2 separate regions of the Homo sapiens genome follow, and region 1 is linked to region 2. Evidence: read pairs that join two places in POLR2A ChIA-PET (ENCODE). Cell type or tissue: MCF 10A. All regions are shown on one strand. Links, peaks and the distances in the headings refer to the core of each region. The heading gives the core; the rest is flanking DNA. Region 1 overlaps FAT3 (FAT atypical cadherin 3). Region 2 overlaps FAT3 (FAT atypical cadherin 3).

Region 1 (10,961 bases), core at 1,682-9,681, 140 kb before region 2:
GGCCTGATCTTCTCTTCCTACCATAAAATGCAAAAATGTAGAATTTTTAGCTCATTTGTTCAAAGTCGTATACCTTCCTTGATACCCAGTTATGATTATAGTGGAGATAGAAGACTAATTCCAGCATACAGATGCCAAGAGTTGATAATGGACACGTAAATGAAACAGTGAATTAACGTTTTAGTTTTTTGGTTGTGACTTTAGCTCTGATTACTTCATTATCAGAGAAGGCAGCTGTGAAACAGGAAATAAATGCACTAACTCTGTCTTATTATATAATCACTTGTATGGATTGTGTTTTTTTGTTGTTTTGGGTGGGTGTTTTTGGTTTTCTTTCCTTGTTTTTTACCTATGAGATGTTTAAGCTCCCTGTGGGCATGCAACTTGATTTATCAAGACAGTGAATTAAGGTAGTGTGGGAAAGCTCAGATGTTAAATTCAGGTGTGCCTGTGATTGTATTTTGGTACTGTTCACAGAGCTTAGATGGGCTATTGAACCTCTCTGGATCCCCTTTCTCTCATCTGTGAAGTGGGGATAACAATTCCTACCATAGGGTTGGTATAAAGAGTAGATTAAATGACAGGTGAAGCATGCTCAGGACGCTGTCTGTTAGACAGTACATGTTCCATGAATGGTAGCCATGGTCAGCATGGAATGTCTTAGTCATCTCTGTATACAAGCATCTGTTTGGCACTCAGGAAACAAGGGACGCTTAATAAGTGTGTGAATGAATGCTTACATTAAGAGACGTTATTTCACTCCTCAATGAGACCTTGAAGGGGAGAGAATTAACATGCAAGACAGAGCATGGATGTAGAGACAGGAAGAAGGCATGCTCGGCTTCTTTTCGTCTGCATGAGCGTTGCCACGTTAAATTAACTTTGATCCTCCTTTTCTTCATCTGGAAAATGGGGTTAATAAACTTGCCTCACAGATAAACTGCATGGAAGGCCTGGCACACAGAGATGCTGGTAACCTATTGCTTGCCCTTTCCCTCTTTTCCATCTACTTCCTCCTCCCCTTGTCCTCCACAAACACACTGCCAGTTCCCTTTCTTTTCCTGGACTGGCTCCAGCAGTTTGAAAAGCTTATAGCACTTCGATTATTCTTGAAAGATACATCTACTTAAATAATCCTATAGTCCTGGCTTAATTATGTGTGAATCTTTATCTTGCTTGCTGAAGAGTATTATTTGCCTCCCTTTTGATCTTGAAATGCTTCTGTGTTCAGGGCTGGATGGTTCTGATAAAAGTCTCCCAAAGAGAACACAGAGAGTGTTTTTTATTTGCAAATCAAAAAAAAATTAAAAAGAAGATGACAAGGCCCAGTAACCAGTGTAAAGACAGTGGATGAGCAATTATGTCATATGTATGCATAGAATTTGGAACAGCCCAGAGAATGTGGTTAAATGTAATAGTGAAGTCAGTATGAATAACAGATTACAGAGGAATAGACTAGATCCATAGGAATGTATATTATTTAGTATCTGTCTTTTTTAACAAACTCATCCATTGTCCTCTGTAACATACAACTCATGTGAATAATTTTTCTTCCTGTCTGAAGTTCTCATCCCTTTTTATAGTTTTATTTTCTGAGGGAAAAAAATATTGTTCTTTATTAAGTTTTTATAACATTTTCTCTTGCCTTAGGATGCAAATTGATTTCTTTGCTGAGAGCACACCCTTAACAGCTTCTTCCTTTGGTAAAGCATCTGCTAAGCATCTGCTTTTAAAATGATGATAATTTCTGGTAGAGAAGAACTGCAGGCTCATTTCAACCCATTAAACAGTCCACAGTTTCATAATTTAACTTCAAGAAAAATGGAAGTTTCTCTTCTTAGGCATCTCTTTCTGCCACCTTCAGAGAACTCTACAGGAAGTATCCATGGGCCCTCAAAAAATGGCATGTCTGTGCATAAAAATAGCAGCATGGAGCAGGCATCAGCGTCAGAAGGAGAGTTGATGACACCTTCTGTGCTCCAGAGCTCCCAGGAGGCACCACACACAATTAATGCCCTGTGACACAGCTGCTGACCTCTTTCCACTCATTCCTTCCATTCTCTCATTTGTTCACATTCTTATTCTTATTGTATCAACCTCGATAGTTAATAGATATGCACTCTTTCTGTTTTTACTTCCTTTCATAAAAGCTTTATCGAATGACTGTTCAAGGCCTGGCATTGGGCCAAGTACTAAGGTTTTCTTCTTAGAATTAGTGTGGTTTTCCCACTGGACATTTTTTCCTTTGACTTTCACAGTAAGGTCTCCTAGAGTACTAAACTGCAGATCAAGTAGGGAGCTACTTTCATTAGCTGCTGTCTTGGCATCAAGAAACTGTTATTAATTCGTATATTCCTAACTGTGCTCTCACGTTATATAGATACAGAAACTGAGACCTAGAAAAGAGGAGAGTGATCCAAGGTCATACAACTACTTCATGGCAGTACCCAGGATAGGTCTTTCTCTCTTTATGGAACAAATATGGCTACCAATATCCATCAGCTTATTGAAATGTGGCAAATTGAATCATCTTTTCTCGCTCTCATTTTGTAATAATGGATTGACCCAGGTGTCAAGTTAACCCAGCCTCAAGGATCAGTCTCTATGCATCTGAAGAGCAGGTTTTCTCTCATACTCTGGTTGTCCATCCACCACCCCCTCAGCTAATCCTCAGAGCCCGATACTCTGGCCTGCCCCATCCACCCAGCTCTGGACAAGGCTCACTCTGCTGCTGGGCTGTGCCCTGAGCTCCAAGACCAAGCCCATCTGAGAGGATGCTGTGTCCACATGGTGGGTACCAGCTTGGACTCAGCAGAGGAGTAACTGCAAAGCACGTATTATGGGCTGAATTGTGCACCACCTCCCACCACCAAAATCCATGTGTTAAAATCCTAACCTCCAGTAACTCAGAATGTGACTGGATTTGGAAAGAAGAGTCTTTAAAGAGGTCATTAAATGAAAATGAGGTCACTGGGAAGAGCCCTAATCCAATATGGCTGACTAATGTCCTTATAAGAAGAGGAAATTTGGACACAGATATGTACAGAGGGAAGGCCATTTGAAGAGAGAGGGAAAAGACAGCTGTCTGTACAAGCCAAGGAGAGAGGTGTTGTAAGAAACCAAGCCCTGTCATTACCTTCTCAGATTCCTAGCCTCCAGAACTGTGAAAAAACAAATTTCTGTCATTTCAGGCACTTTAGTCTATGTTCCTCGGTTATGCAGCCCTAGCAGACCAGTAAGCAGCCAGATTTCATCAACTGGCCTGTCCCTGCCCCTCCTCACACCACCACCTCACAAGGCTACACAAATGCATCAGACTTTATTAGGGACTGCAGCAACTACAATACAGTAGAAAAACCTCTGTCTAAATTTGAGGGTTCCCGTGCTTCATGCTCCATATTCCAAGGGAGAATTATCCTCCAAGTTAAAACTCTCCACAGAAGGCCCTCTTGTGGCATACATGGGTTCCTAACTCCTTCCCTGCCTTCAAGTTTCTAGCTTCCTGAGTGCCTCCTTCCTCCATTCTTCTCAGTGAGTGTTGCCAGCGTACCTTTCTCAGAAATCCCAGTGTTTTACCCACAAGAATGCTTCTTGCCCAGGAACAAACCCCTCCTAAGCAGATTTTTTAAAATTCATGTCATTCTTAAATAATCCCCCCAAAAGGTTTTAGTAGGCTAGTTAGGGATGGCCATTGACATTCCAAGTCTAGCTAAACAAGGAGTGGTGATGGTGGTGGTGTGATGATGGTGGTGATGGTGGTGGTGTGATGGTGGTGGTGATGATGGTAGTGTGATGGTGTTGGTGATGGTGTTGGTGGTGGTGGTGGTGATGGTGGTGGTGGTGATGGTGGTAGTGGTGGTGGTGGTGATGGTGGTGGTGTGATGGTGGTGTGATGGTGGTGGTGGTGTGATAGTGGTGTGATGGTGGTGGTGATGGTGGTGGTGTGATAGTGGTGTTGGTGGTGGTGTGATGGTGTGATGGTGGTGGTGTGATGGTGGTGGTGGTGGTGATGGTGGTGGTGTGATGTGGTGGTGTGATGTGGTGGTGGTGGTGTGATGGTGGTGTGTGATGGTGGTTGGTGGTGTGATGGTGGTGTGATGGTGTAGTGATCGTGGTGGTGTGATGGTGGTGTGATCGTGGTGGTGGTGGTGGTGGTGTGATGGTGTGATGGTGGTGGGTGATGGTGCTGTGATGGTGTGATGGTGGTGGTGATGGTGGTGGTGTGATGGTGTTGGTGTTGGTGGTGGTGTGATGGTGGTGGTGATGGTGGTGGTGTGATGGTGGTAGTGATGGTGGTGGTGTGATGGTGGTGGTGGTGGTGTGATGGTGGTGGTGATGGTGGTGGTTTGATGGTGGTGGTGTGATGGTGGTGATTGTGGTGTGGTGGTTGTGATGGTGATGGTAGTGGCAGTGATGGTGATGGTGGTGGTGGTGGTGGAGGAGATGACAGTTGTGACTATAGTGGTGGCAGTGGTGATGATGGAGATGAGGGTGGTAGTGACGACTGTGATGGTGGAGATGGTGTTAATGGTGGTGGTGGTAGTAATGGTGGCATGCTTATGAGATGGGAGTGAGGTTTACTATTCCTAATTTTACAGAACTGTCCAGGTTAGTATGGGCCCTTAAGAATAATCCTTTCTGAGATCTTCCCACCAGTATAAATTGCAGATGTACCACTTAAATTTCCCTATTATCTGAAGAGTAAATATTGAATCTGATGCAGAAAAACAAACCTTTCAGAGCAAATATTAATTCTCAGAGCTAGTACATTCAAAACAGAGATTACAAGATGCCATGGGTCTGGGTAGGTCAGTAATTCAGAGAAGCAGCATGTGTGGGAGCGGTGGGGATGTGGACGGGGAGGAACAGTGGATTCTACCTGCCCCTTCTCCTAAAAAGGCACTGCCAGCAGCAGGTGTGGAAGCAGGTAGGCCCAGTATCAGCAGGAAGTCTTAATTTGTTTCCCAAAAAAAAAATCACATTTACATTCCACATCTCTCTATATTACATGTTGACAACTCCATCATTTTTTTTAAAACACTGTCAGCCAACGAACCCCTGTTTTGCAACAGTTGATAGAAAGGAAGACTTCTTACTTGCCTCATAATTTGTAATCCTCTCAGAATGAAGTAAGTAATTCACATATTTTGTGGGATGTAATTAGTTTCTTATCTTCCCTTCACCTCATGTCTTTAAAAATGTACCCATCTTTTAAAATGTGCATATAAAAATAAATAAGAAATGAGCCTATGGCTGAGTCTTAAGAGACTCTGTTGACATTGGAAATTACCACATATGAAGACTTGGTTGGGATCTCAGCTGAACATTGTCCGCACAGGCATTTCTATCTGAGCCAAGGAACGGAAGGGTGCTGTGGATCTTTGGGGTACCTCAAGTTGTGTGAGCATGTCATCTGGCAGTAGCTCTTCACTTTTTAACTTTGCTTTTCTGTGCTCCTGGTTGACCTACTCATTAATAAGCTGCAGGCAAACACTTATATATATTGGGAGAGTTGTCTGGAATAAGTCTTTGATTCCATAAATAGCCACCTCTAATTTACCTGTTTGTGAAAGGTTGTGTTTATTTTGTTTCTCCTTAAACCTGAACACTAATTAGTAGAGCAGCGGTAGATGAAACCAGTTCACTTGGATCTAGGGAGGTCCTTCCACCCAGTGGCTCCGCCTGGCAATGGAAATGAGCCAGTTTTGACTGCTCTGCTCACCCATGGTGCACAGGCAGATAATTGCTTTGGGCAGGTCACAGCTTGTTGAGCTGTGCACACAGGCCTTAGGGAGCTGAGACTCTGCTTTGTTTTCACTTGTGGATGGGAACGTGGTGCTATGTTGCTGCTTCCTTTTAGTCTTCTGAGCCAAGCAGCTGTAATAGCCTCAACCTCTGGCTGAGTTCTGGGGGTTGGTGGGAGGGAGCCTATTACCCTGAAGGGTTGGTATTGCACAACTGGCTTCTACCTTCTTGGAGAAGAGGTTAGGAGTTTCCTGCATGGCTCTGAACAATCATGAGAACTCCTGACTGTGAATCCCCCATCCTAGGAGCCCAGACTGGCTTCTTCCCCGTAGTGCAATGATGGTAAATTGACTCTCTGCCCTTTACTTCCATAGCTCCTTTTCCTTCTTTCCTTTGTGTTGCTTTCCTAGTTTATTTTATGACACACACTCTCTGAGCTACAGAATGATCTGTCCAGTCTAATTTTATCGAGGCCTTCAGAAACCACTGAAGCTCATGCCTAATGTCAGATGTGTTTGACCCAGTTGAGGACTTCATATCTGTCTGTGGGAAAATTTAAAATGTAATGACAGCAAGTTTAAAATATGGAATTCAACTCAAGTGCTTCTATTAATAATCAGGAAAAACTACTTTGGCATGCTTCCTGCCTGCAGCAGACAGCTTTGTTCAAATGAGCTGTTGTTTCAAGACCTTTCAAGTGCCTTGCTTTTGTGGCAAATTGGGAGCTACCAACCTCATCTATTTTGTGGCAATACTGGTTTACTGAAATACCAAGAGAGTTGTCAGCGTAAGGATGTAGAACATTGTCATGAAAATAAGTCAGGAGAGCCCTGCACGTCAGAGCCAAGGAAAATAGTTTAGAATCTTGGAACAATACCAGCCTTCAAAATGGGGAAAACCTATAATAAGTTTGGTTGTTTAATTTTTGGGAGTGTAGAACTGTAAGGATGTTACACAATTATTCAATCAAACAGTGAAAAAAATCTCTTATAAGACACTGTCCTAATTGTGATCATCCCTTTACATTTATATCAAACTAATATATTATAAATGTAGATAGAGATGGTTAATGCACAAGATATGGAGACAGACATAGTAACTCACTAGCTGTGTGACCTACAGCCAAATTACTTAATCTAAACCTCCGTCTCTTTACCTATAAAATTGGGACAATAATAATACCTTTATAAGATTTGGTGAGGATATTTACACTGCACATGCATTGCACATGTTAAGTGTTTAATATGTTAGCTATTATAATTAGAAGCTTTAAAATTTTCCCTGTGATTCCTGAAGCAGTCATCTTGTGACAAAATTCAGAACACTTAAGGCCTTGTATTATGCATTGTATTTATAGCTTGGTTCATAGTTGTTGAATATACTTATGATACTTTAATAAGATAGCATCTATGAATGAGCCTACAGAAGTTCCTGGCACATGGTATGCACTCAAAAATATATTAATTTTTTTGGCCCTTTTCTGAAGAAAATCCCAAAAGCTTAGAGATTTATCAGCTTCCGCTGGCCACCATCCACTTAAATAAGCTGTAAACATGTAAGTTGCAATAGCTTATTCTCCTAAGACAGGCTAATGAGTCAACCGTGGGTCTGGCATGGCTATGATGAAGGTCATTAGATCTCTACTATTGGATCCACAGTCTTTCCCTCTGGCTTTCTAAACCAGTATCCAATAGGTAGACCGAGGCACCCAAGCTCCAATAATAGAGCAGTAGCATTTCCAAGCATCCAGGAGCTCCATAAATTAGTCTTACGACTAGGATGGGACAAATAACTAATTTCCCCCGGCCAGCCATGTTCAGGCCTGTCCAGCCTTATCACTAACCCCTAAGCTTTCTCCCGGAATCATAACCCCTTTAAGGTCTTAAATTGTGTTTATTTGTTAATGCAGTCAATGTGTTTAACATTTAGACATCTAATGGGAATTTTTTTATGTTTCATTCAAATGTCAAAACCTCAATCGTGTAGAAATACGAAACTGGATGTGACTGTTTAGGAGATGTTCGATGGAGGTAGCCCACAGCATGGTTAATATTCAGCAGCAGATATCATCATTTGAAAATCATTGCCCTGGGTAGTTTCAAACTCCGCCTCTCCTTTAGGCTATTCTTAGCTTCATTAGCAAGCTGCAAGATGAGCTCCACTGAGATTTCTAATCCTCTGTCTTCCTGGCCCTACCTTTAGTGAAGGTCACCCGTAGGAGGAAGGGTCAGATTACTCCGCTTTGTACCCCAGCACCTAAAACAATGCCAGGGATGTAATAGGCACTTGATGAATGTTGGCTGAGTGGAAGTTTAGGGCTCCAGGTAATCCACAACCCAGGTAATCCATGCTTTGCAGGATATAGTGATATGTACTGTCCAGAGATCCACAAAATATACACTAAGCACACAGAGGAGGCACCTAGGTGGGAAGTTTGAGGAGCCCTTGGGGTGCCAGCTGATATGCAGAACAGGGAAGGGCTTTCTCCCACCGCATCCCAGTCTGTACTGAGGTGGCTTGCCAACCCCAGCTCCTGTTTGGAGCCTAAAAGCAGTTCCTAAATCACATTACCTCCGATCATCCTTGGGAGATCATAAATACATAATTCAGAAGAAAGATCTTAGATTTTTCATGATGTACCCATTATAATTCCTGGCATGCCACTCTAGAGTTTTAAAGATGCTGATAAGTCTTGAAATTAGATGTAGGGCTAAGCTCCAGGCTAACGTATACCTTGCTGTTATGTAATTGAAATAAAATCTACTTTTAGGTGACTACTTTCAAATAAAATAGAAAAATGTCAATATTTTAAAAAATGCATAAGTACTCATTAGTAGCCCTCTTAAGAAGCTTCACAAAGACAAAGCACTTTAAACTAAGCAACCAGTACTACAAAGTAGACTGAGCGATCCAGTGTTCTGACTTTCCCCATATTGAGAGAGGCTTAATTTGTTCTTGCTTTGTTTTTGAATTGAAGGCTATGAAAGCAAATTTTGATCCCATAGGATACCAAATGACTGAGATTTTCTCTTCATGGTATATGGCATTCTTCTTGTCACTGCAAATAACTTTGGCAAAGTCTCAACTTTGCATGTCCCATCTTTGCCCTCCAAGGCCTAAGAACCTCTTCTCATTAGGTGAGAAAGTCAGAAAGGCTGCAGTCAAATTTAAAGCAATATTACAGCCTTGTTGGCAGGGAGACATAACCGCAGCAGACAGACTCTTGAGGTATGCAGGAATTAGAGATGCGCTTGTTTGGTATCAGCCAGAACAGAATGGGATTTTTTATTTAGCATTTTTTACAACAGAAGGTGTTGTTCTGTCTCTATCAGCAGTAGCCAGGGCATGCTTGCTTCATCTCTGAATGAAGAATTACAAATATCTCTGCGCAAGGCCGTGACAGACCCATGATGTGTGCTTTGATACATGCACAAAACCATTTACCCGTCTTCAAAAATGATGCTTCCAGAAGCAATTCATTTAAAAGTTCCTGTCATGCCACAAGGGCATCAACATGTAAGGAAGAGTGAACTCAGTTTCTCATGGTGTAAAGCAAGTACACACCTAGGTGAAAGGGAGAAAAAGCCTATTCCAAAACTCCTCTTTTAGAAATTACATAGTGCCTATGGTAGGATTTTTAAAAATACAATTATTTCCGATTATAGAAATATGAGAATCATGTAACTATGATCATATATGATACATGTTCATTGTAAGAAAATTTAACAAAAACAGAGAAGACAAAGATAAATGAATAAAAACATTTAATAATATTCATAGTTTTTCCATAAATTGATGATTGTGTTTTAAATTTTGGTAAATAATCTTTCAGAACTTTCTTTTACATTTATGTATATATGTATACACATATATTTCATATAATCCTACATAAAATTTGTGAAGAAATCTAATAAATACTTTATATAGTTTCATATCCTTGCTTATTTGTTATGGACATTTTTCTATATTAATATATTTACATTCAATATGTTACTTTTTTCCATTGCATGGGATCTCATTAAATAGCAATCTAGGGTAGAGTTGCCAATGACCTTAAGTAGGAACCATCTATCACTTTTTCTAGAATATTGCATGAATATAGCCCAGCCCCCCAGGAGGCCCTAGTGATACTTCTGTAGTGTTGGTTTGGTGCCCAGTTTCAAGCCATTTACTAGCCTTCACTTCTGCCTGTGGATCAGCTAAAGGAAAGACTCTGGACATCATCTAATGTAATTTGGCAGATTATTTCCAATACTTGATCAGCTTGCACGCAAATATGAACAAAAATCTATCCCTTGGCTGGATCTGTAATACTCTACCTTATAGCATTTACCTACTGAAGGAAAAATTATACAGTGTAAGAAATGTTTATGTAAATATCTTTGAAACATTTGGAAAAGAGTACTGCATATTAATTCATGTCCTTTGAAAAATTATATCAAGAACCTAAACATGTAACCTAAATATGTAACTTTAGACATCTAAACAGGTTACCCACAAATATCAGCTACTCTCCTTTCTTCCAGTATAGTTTGATATTCTACCTTACAACATTTTGTCATTGAAGACAAAATGATATATTGTAAGCACCTTTTCACAAAAGTACAAATAAATCCCACAGAATCATAAAATTTCAGAGCTAAATAGTACCTTAGAAATCATCTGCTTGATGATGGATTATTTAAATCCCAAACTAAAGATCTGGATAAACATTTGCCAAATGTGGGCATGCAAGCGACATTCGCATTTGGCATAGCTGTCTGCATTCTCTACTGGTGACAAATTGTAGTGTAAAAAGAGGGAAAGGATCCAAACCAAACTGTAGCTGAGGCTTGACATGTCTCTGAGAGGGCACATATGCCTTCTCATGTTTAAAAGCAAAATCCCTTCAGATGATGCAGGTAGAATAAGGAGAAAGAAGAGCAGCCCCTGTCTCCCGCCACACATCCCCCATCAGTTCCAACTTGGAGCTATTAAGAAAAAGGGACTCTGGAAAGACTCTTACGTGCATGCCAAGAATAAGTCATCTCTGCACTCAGAGAAACCCCACTTTCAGACAACCTTGAAATGTGGTTTTCACGGAGGGAGGGCATGAAAAATAATATGCTTCTATAAAACATCCCTTTTTGAGAGTAAAAATGTAAAGAAATATATAATTCATGAATATGAGTCTGTTGTGAAACCATAGATTACAAGGTCCTTAATGACTGTTTTTG
Region 2 (10,961 bases), core at 1,399-9,398:
CCACTTTATGAGGTTTCCCCTGTGGTTGCTGCATACAATTAAAACAAGCTCAGCCTGTTGTGGGCATGTTGAGTCTTGTAGCCCTCTGTCCTCCTTCTCTCTTCACCCCAGCCGGCTTTATTGTGTTGATACATTTTATTGTCCATAACAGAGTGTACATATGGGGATAGAAGGTGATAAATCACTCCTCTTACTTAAACGCACATCCTCAGCATTTTTCAGAATAGTGGCAAGGAATGAAGGAAGAAGCAAACGTAAAGGTACAGACGTCTTCTATCTGCGGGTTTTTAAAAACTTACTATGATTAGTTTTCTTCCTTTGTTGCCTTTTCACCTCTTGGTTGTTTTAGGCAAAGGATTCAGGCAAACCCCAGCAAGTTTCTCACACTTACATCCGCGTGCGAGTCATTGAGGAAAGCACCCACAAGCCCACAGCCATTCCCCTGGAAATTTTCATTGTCACCATGGAGGATGACTTTCCTGGTGGGGTCATTGGGAAGATTCATGCCACAGATCAAGACATGTATGATGTGCTCACATTTGCCCTGAAATCGGAGCAGAAAAGCTTATTTAAAGTGAACAGTCACGATGGGAAAATCATCGCCCTGGGAGGCCTGGACAGCGGCAAGTATGTCCTGAATGTGTCTGTGAGTGATGGTCGCTTCCAGGTACCCATTGATGTGGTCGTGCATGTGGAGCAGTTGGTGCATGAGATGCTGCAGAACACTGTCACCATCCGCTTTGAAAATGTGTCCCCTGAGGACTTCGTGGGGCTGCACATGCATGGGTTCCGGCGCACCCTGCGGAATGCAGTCCTCACCCAGAAGCAGGACAGCCTGCGCATCATCAGCATCCAGCCCGTGGCAGGCACCAACCAACTGGACATGCTGTTTGCGGTGGAGATGCACAGCAGCGAGTTCTACAAGCCAGCCTACCTGATCCAGAAGCTGTCCAATGCTAGAAGACACCTGGAGAATATCATGCGCATCTCAGCCATCTTGGAGAAGAACTGCTCAGGGCTGGACTGTCAGGAACAGCATTGTGAGCAAGGCTTGTCACTCGATTCCCACGCGCTCATGACCTACAGCACGGCTCGCATCAGCTTTGTGTGTCCGCGTTTCTACAGGAACGTGCGTTGCACCTGCAATGGTGAGTGCAGTTTTGAGTGTTCCCTCTCAACTCCTGAGATTGTAGGAGTAGAATGAGTTACCATTCCAGCATGCCTGCATTCAATCATTCGTTCAACTAAATATTAAATGATCAATTACTGTGTGCCCAAAAGCCATGATAGATGCTGGGGCTGCAGGAGGTACAGTCCCATGTAGCTGTGCCTAAGTGAGCAGCACAGACAGACAAACAGGCGAGCCTATTTTATACATATTGTCAAGAAACATACAAAGTCCTGTGGAGGACCCAGCCGATAGGGATTTCCCCAAAGGGAGTATCCTCTAGGTAGAGATAAGGGTCAAGTAGGAATCAGGGTAGGGGAGGGAGAGCCTTCTAGGCAAGGGGCAGCTTGCATGAGGAAGGCTTAGGGGCATAAGAGGAACCTACACTGGGGATGGAAAGAGCTTTCCTCTGGCTGCAATAAGCAGGGCTGGGATGTGAAATAAGGCTTGAGAGCAGGCCCAGTCATCACACAAGGGCCATTAGCCAAGATGAAGAGTTTAGAAATTATCCCAAGGCAGTGAGAGCCATTGGCTGATGAGAAGCGAAGAAATGGCAGGATCAGATCTGTCTTTCACAGAGGGTGTGCTGATTGCAGAGGGGAATGGATTAGAGGAGGCCAGGCCAGAGGCAGGGAAACAAGTTAGGAAGCTGTTGCCAAGGGTAAGGGCAGTTCGATTTGCTTCAGTGAGAAACAGAGGCCAGATGTCCAGGAGCACAGTCAAGGGATGGATTCAGCCCTCAGAGTGGCAGGGAAGGAATGGTTCATGTTTGTTGATGTAACTGGAGTCACTGAACTTTGACCTTTACTAGTCAAAGCCATAGCTGCACAGAGTCACATGCCCGTAGTGATCGATGAGAAGCATTGCCCTCTCTCTCTTTTCCTCCGTCTGACATGTGGAGCCATAAATTCACTGCCCCCTTCTAAGAAAATTGCAGCCAGAGTTTTTCTAGCCAGTGTGAATTTGGTCCAAAGGGACCATGGCCAGAGGGAGGCCATTTGTAAAACATCCTTTAGGTAATTGGGGACAGGCAGGGCCCCGGCCTCTTCCCTTGCAGAAAGTTCTTGGTTGCAGTTTGGAGAATGAGCTCATCACAGGGAGGCCCTAGGGGTCATAACTCCCTCTGAGAGACACTTTGACAGGCTCCAAGCAGCCCATCAGTGTGCCAGCTGCTCTCTGTGGTATCCAGTGAATTCTGTTTGTGATTGCATCAGGTAGAAGCAGGGATGTCCAGACTTGTTTAATATGTAAATTAGCTGCAAAGTAACTCAAAGCATGCATGCTAGGTGAAATGCATTTCTGGCAGATGTCACCAACATGCAGAATTTATGAATGCCAGCTGTCTGGGCCTTATCTAGATTTCCTTTGTTGACAAACTGATACACCAAAGCTCTGCTAGGGTCTGTATGCGGTGATTCACACCAGGGTTCAAAACGGGTTCAGGACAGGACAGGGTAGACCCTGAAGACGAAACTATACCAGCTAATTAATCCTTGTACTCTGAGAACTCATTTATTTCTGAAAAAAATCTGTGAAGGCAGCAATGTCCTAGGCACTAAAGATTCAAAGCAAAAAAGATACAGTTACTGCCCTTAGGAGCTGACAATTGTAAAGTCAGCTTGCAAGCACCTACTTGCTGTAACAGTGCTACAGTAAATGCTAGGGCATGGAAGGGACAGAATCCCTTCTATGGTCAAAGGAAAGCTGTCTGCAGTATCTGTACACAGAGACCACCAATGTGCTAGGTCTTCAGGGATGACTTCATCAAGAAGAGACTGGGGTGGGAGCAGGGAGCAGACTGAATAATTCTTTAAAAGAAGGATTTAGAGGAGTGGTTTTGATGGAGATAGAGGGGTTGCTCTTGATTTTACATAAGACACTAATGTCTTAAATGCAATATGTTTCAAAGTGATGTTTTGGCCCTGTTCTCTAGTCTCCATAAACCTTTCTACTCCCAGTAAATTTAGAATGCCAGAAGGTTTTGTGAGTCAGGCCCCAGCCATCCCAAGAGGAGGCCTTCTGGGTTTGAAAAGCCAGCATTTGCTCAAGAAGAGCTTTGTGCAGAGTCAGGCCAAGCTCTCAGCCTTTTCTCACCTTCAAGTCACTCTTATAATTAAGCTATAAAATGAAATTCTAGATTTTAGTGGTAAAGGAGCTCCAAAGGTCATCTAGCCCAGCCCTATCTTCAGCAGGTGATACATGATAATCTTTGTTTTATAGATGTGGTAGCTTTGTGCCTTGCCCAGGGCCATACAGCTGATGAGAGTAGCATACTGATTCAAGAAAGGGCCCTCTTGGGCCCCTACTTTATTATCTGCATCTTAAGAACAGGGACTCTTCCTTTTTAAATGTGAATCATAACCTCAGTGCTATGTACTGTATAAGAATCCTCAAATATAGTCATGCATGGCATAACAACGTTTCATCAACAAGGGACCATGTATACAGTGGTAGTCCCATACGATTATAATACCATATTTTTATTATGCCTTTTCTATGTTTAGATTTGTTTAGATATAAAAATACTTACCATTGTGTTACAATTGCTTACAGTGTTCAGTACAGTAGCATGCTGTACAAGCCTGTAGCCTAGGAGCCATAGGCTGTACCATATAGCCTGGGTGCATAGTAGGCTGTGCTATCTAGGTTTGTGTAAGCGCACTCTATGATGTTTGCACAATGACGAAATAGCCCAACGATGCATTTCACAGAATATATCCCCATTATTAAGCAATTCATGACCGTAATGTGATTTTCCTAGCAGAATGATCGCCAGCCTCACAATACAATCCCAGTAAGGCAGAAGTTCTCTCAGACTCCTGTGTGCATGGGGCTTACTAAATGCCCATTGCTGAGCCCCACACTTAGATATGGACAGTTGGGGTGGAGCCTAGGATTCTACACATGTAGCCTGGATGACTCTAATGTTACTGGTCAGGAAACCAAACTTTGAGAAATCACACAGCAAGATAAAGAGGAAAGCGTTTCCTCCAGGGGCAGGAGCAGGCTCTTTGTTTTAATAGCAATAGCTTTCTCACTTCTAGAATTATCTTTCAAATAAAAATACAACCATGAATTGTTAAGGTAAGCGTTAGGCATTTTTAGGCATTTTCTTGTTTATTGGAAAGGAAAAATAATTGAATTCAATAAATGCCCCTCCCCCCAAACACACACACACACACACACACAGACGTGCACCCACAGGTGCACACACTCACATGCAATTAGTATTGGCTGCTCTTCTGTTTACTCTAGGAGGTCGGCAGATTCATTAGATGGAGTTTCCCACCACTTGGTGGAATAATTAGCATGATAAATAGAGGTAACTGTCCACTCTGGGCTGTGTAGTAATGTATAGACAAATTTGGCCTCAATATTCTATCCTCCTCCCAACTTCCAGCTCATCTTTTTCTCATACAGAGAGTTTTTGGTCCAATTATCATCATTAGCATCTTGAACCAAAATGCTGAGTTGTTTTAACAAAATGAAAGCAGACTTGAATTTTGGTGCCAAATAAGCTTATTAGACTCCAGCTACAAACAAGCATCGTGTCTGAACAAACTTCAAGAGATACAAAGGTCTGATGTTGTGAGGTGGTTCCTGGTGAACTTCAGAGGTGCAATGAACATTATCACTTCAGTAAGAAAGACTGACACCAACTTAAATTAATTGAGGATGATAGATGTCCTCGAGCCCGTATAGGAGATGTGCAAGAGAAAGGGGTGTCACGGCAGCCTATGGGGCCTTGTTGATTGTCCATTTTTGAAAAATTGCATTCAAAAATCTAATACATAAATATATCAAAAAGGACACACTTGTCCAGTTGGATGGACTGCCAGTGAGACCATCAGAGTTTACAACCAGTGTGTTTATGGGTGTGGTGGAAGAAGTGGATGCCTGATTTGTCAAGTCTTTATTAAGAAATGTAATATAGAATGGAACCTAGTGCTCCAAATGAAATGGATGGAGTGTTTGCCATGGGCGAAGCCCTGCGATGTACAGAAATGAGTCAGACACCAGCCATGCCCTCAACCAGTGGGGGATGGCACTGTCATAGGGTTTGCTCAGTGTATAAAGAGGAATCACTGGAGGTGGTGCTGCCTGAGCAAGGTCTGAAAGGATGCCTGGAATTATCTAGGTGACCAGGATAGGGGATTCCAAACCAAAGGGCATGAGAGCCAAGGCATGGAGTTAAGAACTGGTGTGCAATTCAGTGCACGGATCGAGGTACGGACAGAGAGAACAGATAATGTTTATCAAGCCATGACCAGTTCGCATGCTGTTTTTCACATACATGTAATTGCATTTAACTCTTACTATAATCCTAAAGAGTAGGTCTCATTAACTTTTTTCAAAAATTAAGGAAACCAAAACTTGGAAAGGTCAATTGACTCACTCAGAATCACAGAGCTACAGAGCTAGTCAATGACAGAGCCAGGATTCATCCTTGACTCTCTTATTCAAAGCATTTTTTAACCACAGCAGCTTACCACTTCTGCACAGATTTGAAAGAAACTCAGAAGTTTCCTAATCCAAACTCCCACCCACAGCAGACATCCTATTTTCTATATTCCTGGCATAGTAATTCAGCCAAAGTTTGAGCACCAGTACTGGGAGCTCACAAGGCAGCACTGAGATGATCTTCTGCCTTATAGCACACCAGGACCTCTCTCCTTGTCACATCATCTAGCTGTATCCCTCAGAGCCACGCAGACCCAACCTGGCTAACCCTGCTTCTACAAGCTGCCCTCTGGATAACTAAGGATAATTGTTATGACCCTTTGAATCCTCTTCCTAGCCAAACACAAGAAGTTCCTTTGCTCCTTGACTGTAAACAAATATGTGCTGTAAAAAGTTATAGATGGTGTTATTGGGGCACGGAGGAAGCATAAAGGAGGGAGTTATCAGCTCTACTTGGAGGAGTACAAGAAAGACATTGGAAGCAATGAAGCATGTCACAATAGGTCTTTACCAGGTAGAGGATGCATTTTAAGCATCCTTTTGTTTACTTATTCTCTCAGCAGTTAATTGAATACTGTTTTGCACCAGGCCCTGGGTGGGGTGCTGGAGATACAGTGGTGAAAGAGGCTGATGTGATCCCCATTCCCATGGAGCATGAAACAGCATCATGCATTGGGCAAATGACAGAGAGCTCAGTGGGGTGGGTGGTAAGAAGTCAGGACAGTCCTTCGGAGGGATAAGGTAGGATAGGTAAAGCAGGCCTGCTGACAGGTGGCCACTGCACTTCTAATAAGCACTGTAAAATAAAATGATGACAGCTTCTGTGAGGTAGTCAGACACTTAAAACATGTTCGTGATGTGTTTTTATATAGCAGAGAAGAATCTGAAATTGGGTTTGCACTTTGGCCGGGGTTTGCTAATGCTAATTTTCTAAGGAGAGAGCCAATCCCAGTGGCTTTGAGTAACCCTCAGTGTTGTCTATTAATCTTAACAGGTTAACTCCCTACAAACTGGGAAGTTTCTATTTTTCATTCATAAGAAATACACCTCGGCAGATCCCTCATCTCCAGTACGCATGAGTCCCACATTGCCAGGAGAGGTGTGGAGGTCCCCATCCTGGTGGTGATACCAGCTTCTCAGTGTATGTGTATTCCTTTCTATAGTCCACCCATACACAGCTGCCCCAGAGAGGAGGTCTTGAATGAAATTGCACTTGGCCTTTAGTGAAATCATACAGAAAATATGGCTGAGTCAAGCAAACACCATCTGGAGGATTCTCTGCTTCCGAGAGAACCATAAGAAATGACTTCAAAGTTGAGACTTCCGTTTTTTAAAACTTCTCACAGGCCATGAATTAAGAAGGGAGCTTATTGACTTATGTGGCATTTGCCAGGACATGGCATGTGGGTAAAGCACGTGAATTCAGGGCATGGGATGTTTACCATTAGTTATTGGATTATTCAATGTATGAGGCAGCAACATAAATCAAGAGGTTGAATCAGCTTAAAGTGGCAGCATAATAATCACAGCTAGATACTGAAATATTGGCTAAAAGCAGAGACTTAATCCAGGGGGCTGCGGGAATGCTGGGGAGATAGGAGAGGAGAGTCATAAATATGGTAGCGAAACCTTATAAAACTTCCAGAGGATCACCCTTCTCCTCCCTGCATGTTCCAAAGCTTTGATGCTTCTGCTGAAGTGAATTGCCTGTTGTCACCTCTACAGAAAGTGACCTAAATTTCCACCTGAGCAAAAAATCAGGAGGTGGAAAACCTTTCAGGGAATGGTCACATGGTGTGCGTGTTTCTCCTGGTGGACAAGGTGCATGAAAAAACACCTGCACCTGAGATGGAGAAGGTGGTGATGGGGTCAACACAGGTGCATGTTCCTGTGACGCGGATGAGTAACAAGCCCCAGGCTTTATTCTGTGCCTACAGTGCACACAGAATTTCATATTTCGTATCACCTACTGCGGACTTACAAATCATGAATCTGATCAAAAAAGGACAACAAGGGAAAAGTTACACCTGAGTTCAGGTCTCTGCCATGTTGCTGGGTCAAATTAGTGTTTCTGGTTTTGAGACCCTGTAGTAATTTGTTTTTATAATAAATGTTTTTCTTTACAAGTTGCTTTCACATACACTAGCCCATTTCATTCTCACAGCACTATAAAGAATCATTATCTTAATTTTTCAGAAAAGGAAATCGAGACCTAGAAAAGACAAGTGAGTAGTTCAAGGCCACACAGTGACTAAATTAAAAAAATTAGCCAGGGCCAAAATCCAGGTCTGCGTCTATGTCAATGCAGTATTGTTTACTTATCTTACTACCCCACCTTCCCAAGAGAAACTGGGAATGGGGAACAGAGCTTACTCTGCCATTTTTGTGACAGGAGCTAAACACATCTGATCCTGCCCTGACATACCATAAATGGCGTCAGTTGGTTTGATGAAGTGGGACCCTTCCCCCTTCATGCTTACTGTGGTACCAAATTGATGGATGTCGAAGATGCAGAGCATGTCAGCCTATGAGCCCACATCCCCCAAGCTGTCACCAAACACAGCACAAGTTAATTAAATCTGCATTACTTCATGATAGCTAATAAGATAAACTTTCTCCCAGAAGCCAGCAGGAGTTGATACTGCCTTCTCTTAACTGGTACTCTGAAGCCAATGGAGCAGTGTTTGCCACCAGAGAGGGGGTCTTTAAGGCTCTTAACAATAACAGGTGTATACACTTCCTGAAAAGGAGATGACAGAAACATGTGATTTCTAAAAGCGAGTTAACCCTTCAGCATCCATTTAAAGCTTACTAGCTTCTATTTAGATAAAGATTGTAGGGCTTTGGCTGGAAAGAGGGTTGCTATCCCCAGAAAAGTGTTTCCTGGACCCAGACATGGGTATATCTGAGACCAAGGGGACACATAACATTGTTCAGGGTTGGCATACAAAGGTTAAGTCTCTCTAACAATATATATTTCATAAAGGACTTAATTTTTTACAATAGTTCATAGAGAGGAAAGAACTGCAATGTGGCATATGGGTGTTATTTCCTTTTGAGGAATCTGTTTTTCAAAAACTAAAAGTTTTTCTAGGCATACACTGCAGTTTGCACACATGATCACATCTGTCCCCTGCTAAGGAGGATGTTACATTTACACTGGCCTGCAGATTCTAATCTGCCTTCATACTTCCTTGAGCCACAAGAGAGTGGGCCCATGAGCAAAGCAAACAGACAACAGCAGCCAGAGCCCAAATGTTTATGGCTGAGCATTTCCAGGCTGGAACTCAGGGAGGAGTCCCCAGAGGATTTTTAAAACATCAAGAGGTACAAAAACTATCCTTGCCAAAAACTATCCCCTTAATCCTAAAGAACCTATTAAAAACAGAAAGAAAGAAAAGGAACCTAGAAAAGTCATTGCTGCTGGAATGAATGTAAATACTCATGATTATATATCTAATATTTATATTGATATTATTCATCTTAGAATGTACTTATAATATTTATATTTGAGTATTTTTTTACACATCCTCAAACTACAGTTTTCACAGTGGGGACTGGATCTAACATAATCCATTAATTAATGACCATGATTTAATTACATGTCATGCTATGGGTTATGACAGAAGGAAATAAGAAAAAGAGCTATGAGGCTGAGCTCCAGTTGCTGGTCTAATTACCTCTGTGCTTTAATCTAAAACAGGAGATATGGGTAAGAAAGTGAGGAACCCTGTTGTCACAGGATCCTTGGGGTGTTGCTTCTCCAGCTGAAAACCTCTATGGCTGGTGACACCTTTTGCCTGAGTATTTCTCACACCCACTGGGCTTATTCTGCCCACTCAGCCCAGCAGACTGCACTTGACTCACACTACTGGCCCAGATCCCACACCTGCCAAGGGCGAGCCAGGCGTGGAGTAGTGAGGGGTGTGTGGGCCACTGCGCACAGCCAGGCATGCTGGCACATGAGCAAGCATGGGGTTCGGCCACTGTGCACAGCAAGGCACGCCCACTGCTATGGCAGGGCAGGCAGCTCCAGGCGCCAGCTCAGGTACCAGCTCTGTGTGAGGCTGCAGCTGGACCAGATGTACCACACATGGCTTCTGCTGCAGGCACTTGCATCCGGACATGCAGAATGCAGTGGTGCCCAGAAGCTTGGAGATACCAGGAACCACAGAACCTCAAAGAGAGTGTCACAGCCCTGACTTGGGGATCCCCTAGGTCTGGGCTTTTCTCTCCTTCTTGTCGCCCGCAATGTGGAGAGCAGGGGAGGTGTTTTTCAGCCCTGTTTGTGTTACAGCTCTTTCAGTCCCACCATTCGTCAGGTCCTGAGTTTTTGTCCTGTGTCCAGGAAGAATGAATCACACAGACAAGTGGAAGGTGAGCAAGGTGGAGAGGAGCTTCACTGAGTGACAGAACAGCTCTCAGGAGCCCCGCGGTGGGTAGCCCCTTACTGCAGGCAGGTTGTCCCAAGGAGTATCCAGCTCTCAGCAGAAAGGAGACCCACAGTGGGTAGCTCCTCTCTGCAGCTGCTAGTCTGGATATCTGTTTGAGTCTGGCAGGATCCAGGGTTTTTATGGGCTCAGAAGAGAGGACATGCATGCTGATTGGTCCATGGCTGGCCATGGCAGACCCAGAAAAAGCACCATAAGTTCTCACTCCAGTCTGTGGAATACCTGGAACTGACAGCCCAGCCCCCAGGCTTCAGATAGTCCCTGGCTTGAAGGTGGGGCATCACTGGGGACCTGCCCTTTTCTGTCCAGGAGCCCATCTGCCTCCTGCCACCATCAACATGTCATCCACCGTATCCAGGCTGTTCATTTTCTGAAGGGCGCCTGCAGGCTTGTGCTGAGCCACCCTCAGCACCCCCGCAGCTTCCCTCCCGTGCTCATCTATGCACAAAGTTGAGATGGGCCCAAGGTGGCAGCGGGACTGATGTGTTAGCACCACCCTGAATGCATGCATATCCATCCAGGTTGCGACAGAACCCAGGTTTGGCCACAACTTCGCTTCAAAATTGGAGTGGGTGCTGGGAGCAGGGAGAGGTCAAGGAGCAGGAGCAGGCACTTCTGAGCTTGCAGGGGAAAGGGGTGGGGCTTCCTGGGCATCCAAGAGTGCAGGGATGCCCAGGTCCAGAGCTGTGGCTGGGCAGCTGTGGCTGTGCCCAGGAGTGCAGGGTTCACACTTGCCAACTCAGTAGGGGGGTGGGGCTCCCACCAGCCCCGTGGAGCATGCAACCCCAGCCACGCCTTCCCTGCTGCAGCTGGCATCTTCACAGTGGCCATTCCAGACAGGCTATCGCTACCATCACTGTGCTAATTACCAGGGTGGGACT

The links. ChIA-PET counts read pairs that join two places held together with the same protein. Peaks named below come from ENCODE experiments on the same cell type or tissue, not always from the same donor. Only the 100,000 strongest peaks of a DNase experiment are listed, where the experiment ranks them.
Region 1: POLR2A ChIA-PET joins it to region 2 with 5 read pairs; 2 of 35 experiments call an interaction of 5 or more read pairs at or near these places.

The regions. Positions count from the first base shown.
Region 1 is chr11:92,701,569-92,712,529 of GRCh38, forward strand. All of the region lies in intron 4 of FAT3 (FAT atypical cadherin 3), which reads left to right. Among named protein-coding and RNA genes, the nearest start is that of LINC02746, 210 kb to the right of the region's middle. In MCF 10A, for the core only: no CTCF peak of the experiment used is centred there; a DNase peak (open chromatin) is centred at 5,823.
Region 2 is chr11:92,843,585-92,854,545 of GRCh38, forward strand. It overlaps FAT3 (FAT atypical cadherin 3), which reads left to right. Exons shown (of 28, transcript NM_001367949.2): 19 at 350-1,148. Among named protein-coding and RNA genes, the nearest start is that of LINC02746, 67 kb to the right of the region's middle. RefSeq lists an enhancer at 10,220-10,720. In MCF 10A, for the core only: no CTCF peak of the experiment used is centred there; no DNase peak of the experiment used is centred there.